2 separate regions of the Homo sapiens genome follow, and region 2 is linked to region 1. A link is a loop called in an ENCODE intact Hi-C map of the cell type or tissue named here. Cell type or tissue: PC-9. All regions are shown on one strand. Each heading gives the region's core, and the rest is flanking DNA. Links, peaks and the distances in the headings are about the cores only. Region 1 has its middle 16 kb from the start of SHISAL1. Region 2 holds the start of LINC01656 (long intergenic non-protein coding RNA 1656).

What was found. A loop is a pair of places that touch in the nucleus more often than their neighbours do. Peaks named below come from ENCODE experiments on the same cell type or tissue, not always from the same donor. Only the 100,000 strongest peaks of a DNase experiment are listed, where the experiment ranks them.
Region 2: it touches region 1 in a loop (4-fold over the local background); 1 of 110 quality-filtered maps calls a loop at or near these places.

Annotation. Positions count from the first base shown.
Region 1 is chr22:44,327,698-44,330,598 of GRCh38, forward strand. It overlaps a transcript of SHISAL1 not described here. Among named protein-coding and RNA genes, the nearest start is that of SHISAL1, 16 kb to the left of the region's middle. In PC-9, for the core only: no CTCF peak of the experiment used is centred there; a DNase peak (open chromatin) is centred at 1,664; H3K4me3 peaks cover 504 bases.
Region 2 is chr22:44,443,182-44,446,082 of GRCh38, forward strand. LINC01656 (long intergenic non-protein coding RNA 1656) reads left to right here and starts at 146. Exons shown (of 3, transcript NR_109966.1): 1 at 146-220; 2 at 461-610; 3 at 1,203-1,607. RefSeq lists enhancers at 746-1,475, 1,476-2,205. In PC-9, for the core only: CTCF peaks have their summits at 1,759 (motif pointing left) and 1,971; DNase peaks (open chromatin) are centred at 2,350 and 2,700; H3K4me3 peaks cover 805 bases; H3K27ac peaks cover 1,345 bases.

The DNA.
Region 1 (2,901 bases), core at 180-2,679:
GGGAGGGAGGAAGAGATGGGGCCACCCTCCTGCCAGGCCCTGTGCAGAGTGAGACCAGCGCCTATGGAATGGGTGTCCCCTGGTGTCCCCAGGAGGGCATAACCAGGGTGGGCAGGGCCTCGGGTCACCCTCCTCACTCATCCTGGCTCAGATGTCCAGAACTCTGCCTGTTTAGTGTTTAGGAAACAAGGCCCCACTATTCTTAGGGGTTGACAATTGTTTCAGTAACTTCTGAAAGAGCAGCTGGGCTGGGAAAAGCCTCTCTTGGGGGCGCTGGGGAAGGGGCTCTCAGTTCGCTCTAAGATCCTGTGAATCTGTTGTACAAGTCAACTGGGGAGAAGCTAAAGCAGCCAAGACTGGGTTAATAGAGGCAAAGCATCCCTAAGAAGGGAGGGGATAGCTTTCATCTAAGCATAAGGCAGGCCAGGCTCTGGGTCAGTAATATTGGAAAGTAAACAGGATAATGACTAGAAAGTGAGACTGCGGGGCCCCTGCCCCCTCATGGTTCCTGGTGCTGTGTCCTAGGAACTCTATATTGCCACCCCTCACTAGGTGGTATAGTGTAGTGGTTGGGAGCCTGGTCCTGGTGGGGTTATGTATTATTAGCCTCTTTGGGCCAGTTTTCTCATCTATACAACAGAATCCACAGTTGCCACTGACAAGATTGGCATGAGGATTAAGTGGGAAGCTGGGTTCCGAGTGTGCTCAGCATGGTACCTGGCTCGGGGCAGGCCTTCGGGCTGTCACTGCCAAGTGCAACCCTAGTGCTGTGGAGGGTGCAATTGTGAGCCTGTTCGGTGAAGTCCTGTACTGTGGACACAGACAGCTGAAGTGGCCAGACCTGCTGTCTACATGCCACCGCCCCCCAACCCGCCCCAGAAGCCAAGGGCCTGGGCATGAGGCAACCCTCTTGCAGTGTGGCCTTTGGGGTGGGGCTGGAGAGGGCTTGGCCAATTGTCCTAGGGAACTGGAAATCAGATTCACCTTCTTGGCCCAAACTGCCTCTCCCTGTGCCCACCTCAACCATGGGCAGCCCACCCAGAAGCTGTCTAAGCTCCGAACCTGGCCACCCTCCCCTCCTCCCTGCCCCACCCTGCTATTCAAACCCTCACTCAAGCTGGGGGTAGTGTTGTCTCCTGCCCTGGCCCTGCTCCATCCCCCAGCCCTCCAGGTCTGCAGCCACCTCCCAGACCCGCAGGTCCAGAAGGCTTCAGCCGCCCTGCTGTGTCTGCATCTCTGCCCACAGAGGGTCCCTGCCCAGAACATCTCCCCCTTCCTCTAGCTGATTCACGCCTGTCATTCTGGACCAAGCTCCCCTGGCCCCAACCTCTCCCAGGCTCCAAAGGACAGGTGCCTACCGCACGTGCACTTCCCCACCCCCAGGAGCTCCCCACTGCCTCATGACCTGACCTAGGGATGCCTCCAGCTCTGCTGGCTTGTCCAGGGTCACTTCCTCCTCTGCTTCCTTGAGAGTGCCAAGGGTGAGCCGAGGCCCTTCAGCACAGGCATGGGGGCTCGGGGAGTTGGCTGAAGAAGGGGAGTGAAGGGATGGATGGATGGATGACCGGTAACTGGGAGTGGCTCTCAGCTGGTCTCACTCTGGGCAGGTCCCGCTCGCTTTCTTTGTCACTCACTGACTCACAGGTCTGAGTGAGCAGCACTGGCCCTGCCCCCTACCCCTCTCATCTGGTCCACCTGCCCTGATAAGCTCCAGGCTGGGTGGCTCAGGAGAGCGAGAATGGGACACACACACACACACACACACACGCGCGGCTCTAAGCCAAACTGCTCCCCTCACCCCTCTTCATCAGTCCATACCTCCCAGATGCCTGAGACAGTGCCAGGAACGCAGCGTGAAGATGACATTAAAGAAAGAAACTGTCAGAAACCCTTGCCTGGGGCTTTCAGTTTCAGCCACAAGAGGGGCCGGGGCTGCCTGGTTGCAGAACTTCCTGGTCATCTCTTGCCAGAACAGGCACAGCAGACAGCCTCTCTGGGGAGACGAGGTGCTTGCAGAGAAGTGTCCCGCACTGAGCAGTCACAGATTCAGGGGATGGGGAGCGACCCCCCAATTCTAGGCAACCGTGACCGGCATGGAGATTGTACTGGTTGACACCAGGACCTGAAGGTTATTTGAATTCTGCTTTTGAATGACACTTCTCACCGAAGCTGAAGCCTACCAGTAGGTGAAAAGTCCCAATGGTTACCCCTGGACCATCTGATTCCCAGCAAGGTTTGGACAATCAGAACCAGGCGAGGAAACAAAGGGTGATGGAGGGAGGGACTTCTCATCAGTCTGGGTCTGAACAGAGCTGAACTTGATGGTATTTCAGGCACAGCCAGCCAGCAGCGAGATTCACAGGACATTACTGACAGAAAACACTTTAGACAATGCCCAGAGCAGGGCCCTCATTTTATAGTCTAGTAAACTGAGGTCCAGAGACATGTGGACAGCTGCCTGGGGTCACACAGCCACCAATGCTCAGTGGGAACCGACAGGGGTTTCTCAGAGTGAGCTCACAGCAGCCTTTGGTGGTGGGCATGGCTGCCATTCTATCTTCCAGATGAGGAAACGGGCTGGGAAGCCTCAGGAGCCTTGGTCAAGGTCACACAGCCGTGGAGAGGGGGCTGGAGGCCACCCCCAGAGAGTCCCTGTGTGGGGCACTTCGTGTTCTTCCCATCCTAGGCTGGGATGCCTTTAAGTGACAGGTGCAATCACTTAAAACAGGCTCAGGAGGCCCAGAGAGGTAGGGGAGACACAAAGAGGCATCCCCAGAGGTGCTCTCCCGCAGATTACATAACTCCCCTTCCCTGTCGGATGGCCCCAGGGGTGAGGCTGGGGCAGCTAGCAAGAGTGGGGGAGACCCTAGGGGGCATGGACCCGGCCTTGTTTGCCCACAT
Region 2 (2,901 bases), core at 317-2,816, 120 kb after region 1:
GAGAACTGAAACATGACCCTGCACTGTGTGGCCTCGGTCTGGAGGCAGGTGACAGGGTGACGTGACCACCCAGAGGGCCCTTAGATGACAGACAGGGCGAGGCGGCCTCCTTTGCCTGGGTGGCTGCAGGGTCAGGACCAGGACCACAAGGAGAAGGTGGGCCCAGCAAGCCCAGAGGACACAGCCACCAGGACTGTCACCCACTCCTGGGGAAGGGCGGGTAGGAAGGAAAGGGGTAGCTGAGGAGATACAAGAGGCAGAGGGCGGCAGGGAGTGAGAGGGAGGTGGTGGGAGCAGGGAGGGCAGGGGAAAGGGCCTCAGGCCAGTCCTGGAGGAAGGAACTCCCTTCCCCGGTGGTGGCCATGAAACTTCCCTTTAGAATCCTGCTGGGGAAACTGGCTCTCTGAACTATTTTTTTTGTCTGCGCTATTTTTTTTTTCTGTTCTTGGGGCTGTGGAAGGAAGGTGCTGTCTCCGGGGTTGTCAGAAAAGTCCAGAATCCTCCTGGAGTTGAAGTCTCTCTGCGGGGCCAGGATGGCGAGGAACTGGAACCCTGGAGCCTGTCATGTTACTCCAAGGCTGACTAGTCCCAGTCCCCAGTGAGAAGCAAGGTGGGCCTAGCTGTACCTGGAGCCAGACTCCTGTTCTGGGGAGGGGAACAGTCACCAGAAGGAGAAAGTGACAGAAATGCTCAGCTCAGCCCCCACCAGCCGCATGCATGTGTGGCCCCTCTCGGTCCTCCAGTACTGCACCCCTGCAAAGGGAGGCTGGTGGTGTCTGCGCACATACACGCACATATGCACACACACAGACACATGCACATATGTGCTCATGTGTGCACACACACTCACACACATGCATGTGTGTACATGCACATGCATGATTCTGTCGGCTGCTTTCCAAGCCCTGGTATTGTGAGTGCTTCCAGGCTTCCAGTAGTAGTCAGACAAACCGCTTTGTGAGCCTCCAATGAGATCCTGGGGGTGATGGGGCATCTTCATGGAGACTGGTGGGTGGCGGGTGCCCACTGCATGGAAGATTCCGGTCCTTCTCCTACTTTTTCTCCCCAGATTACTGGGAGGCTTAAACAAAGCCAGGCTAAGGGAACACGGCCCGCCCTTGGTGCACCTTAGTAATGTTATCCTCACTGCTAATGTAATGGCCCCCAAGTAAATGAAGAGGCTTCTGACGTCAACATTGCAGGAGAACCTGATACAGGCGGTGGCCCGGCTTGGAATGAGCAGAACAACCTAGACCCGTCTGGCTTTGGGAGTCAGAGGCTCGGCTTCAAATCCCAGCTCCACCTTGGTCACCTGCAGGACCCTGAGCCGTAGAGGATTAACCCAGTCGGCGTGCAGGGGGCGTGGCCTGTGCCTCACTGCAGGTACCCCTCCTGTCCCTCCCGCAGCACTGATGACAGGCCGGCTGTGCTGGGCACCGAGAATGCACCGGCCCTGCTCTCGCAGGGCCCACAGACCAGGGAGGGAGGAAGATCATAAATAAATGAAGTGAGCAAGGCACCGTGCATGTATTCTACCAGTGTCTACAGAGCCCATGCTCTGAGCCAGGCACTAGTCTAGTAAATAAACATCGCTAACGTGTTTCAGACACTTGCCTTATCCTCCAGCCTCAACCTCTGTTACCCATGAAGTCTCACAATAGGCCTAGGGGGTGGCCCTCTTGTAACCCCATCTTACAGGAGAGGAAACAGAGGCCCAGAGAGGCTAAGCTCCTTGCCATGCTGTTAGGCAGTGACGGAGCCTGCACCCATAATCGGTATGCTGCCTCCTGCTGGATGCTAGGGGGGTCTCCAGGGGCTGAAGCTCATGTGGTCCCTGCCTCCTGGAGCTCAGGCTAGTGGGGCCTGGAAGAAGAGGGGCAGGGCCCTTCCATCTGTTACAGTGAATTCCAGGTGGGTGAGATCAGGGAAGGCTTCCTGGAGGAGGTGATGTTTGAGCCGGGATCTGAAGGTCAGGAAGGAATTAACCAGGTTCAGAGGGAGAGAGAATCTACTCCTTCTACTCATGCTACCTATTCTTTGACACCCCCTCCAGGAAGCCCTCCTTGCCCTCTTCCAGACGGAGCTCCCACACTACAGCTGCACTATCTCTGTCTGTGCCCGAGTTCCCACCAGACTGTGGAACTCCCAAAAGGCAGTGCAGGGGGCTGGCTCCTCTGTGTCCCCAGCACCACCCAGCCCCGGGCACGGGAATCAGAGGCTGAGGGACGGCAGGCTGTGTGGGCTGAGGTGGGAGGGCGGCATAGCCGAGGGGCCCGTTTGTCACACTGGCTCCAGGTGCACAGGGTGAGACACTCAGGAACCCTGCTGCTCAGGAGAATTTTAGGCCAATGACCTGCCGGCCCCTGATTAGCCCCTGATGTTGCTCTGTGTCAGGCAGCGCGCCAGGCAGATGACCCCCTCTTTGACCCCAGGAGAGGCTGGAGTAAGCGTGTCTCCAGCCAGGACGTGCAAATGGCATGCAGTGGAGGAAGCCAGGGAGCATGAATTGCTGGGACCCAGCTGTCTGTTCTGGAAGAGGGCATTTTTCCCCCCTGCCCATGTTAACTTTATCCTTAGCTTGTACCCAGAACTCCACCGCTGTCTATCGGTTGGGCAGACAGAGGCTGCCTTGCCTGGCTGCCAACACGAAATGGCATTTTGCTCGAGGTGTTCCTCCTCCCTCGCCTTTCCCTGCCTCTAAATTCAGAGCAAAGGTAGCATGAGTCACGACTCATCGACACGGTGAGGGACAAGCATGCTCCGCCAGGGAGGGGCTTTGTGCGGTCTGAACCGGGGACTGCAGCAAACGATCGCGCAGCGGGGACTCAAGCCCCTGATGGTGCCAGAAAAATATAACAATAACAGAAATAAACACCAAACCCACAAAAGCTCAGTGCAGAA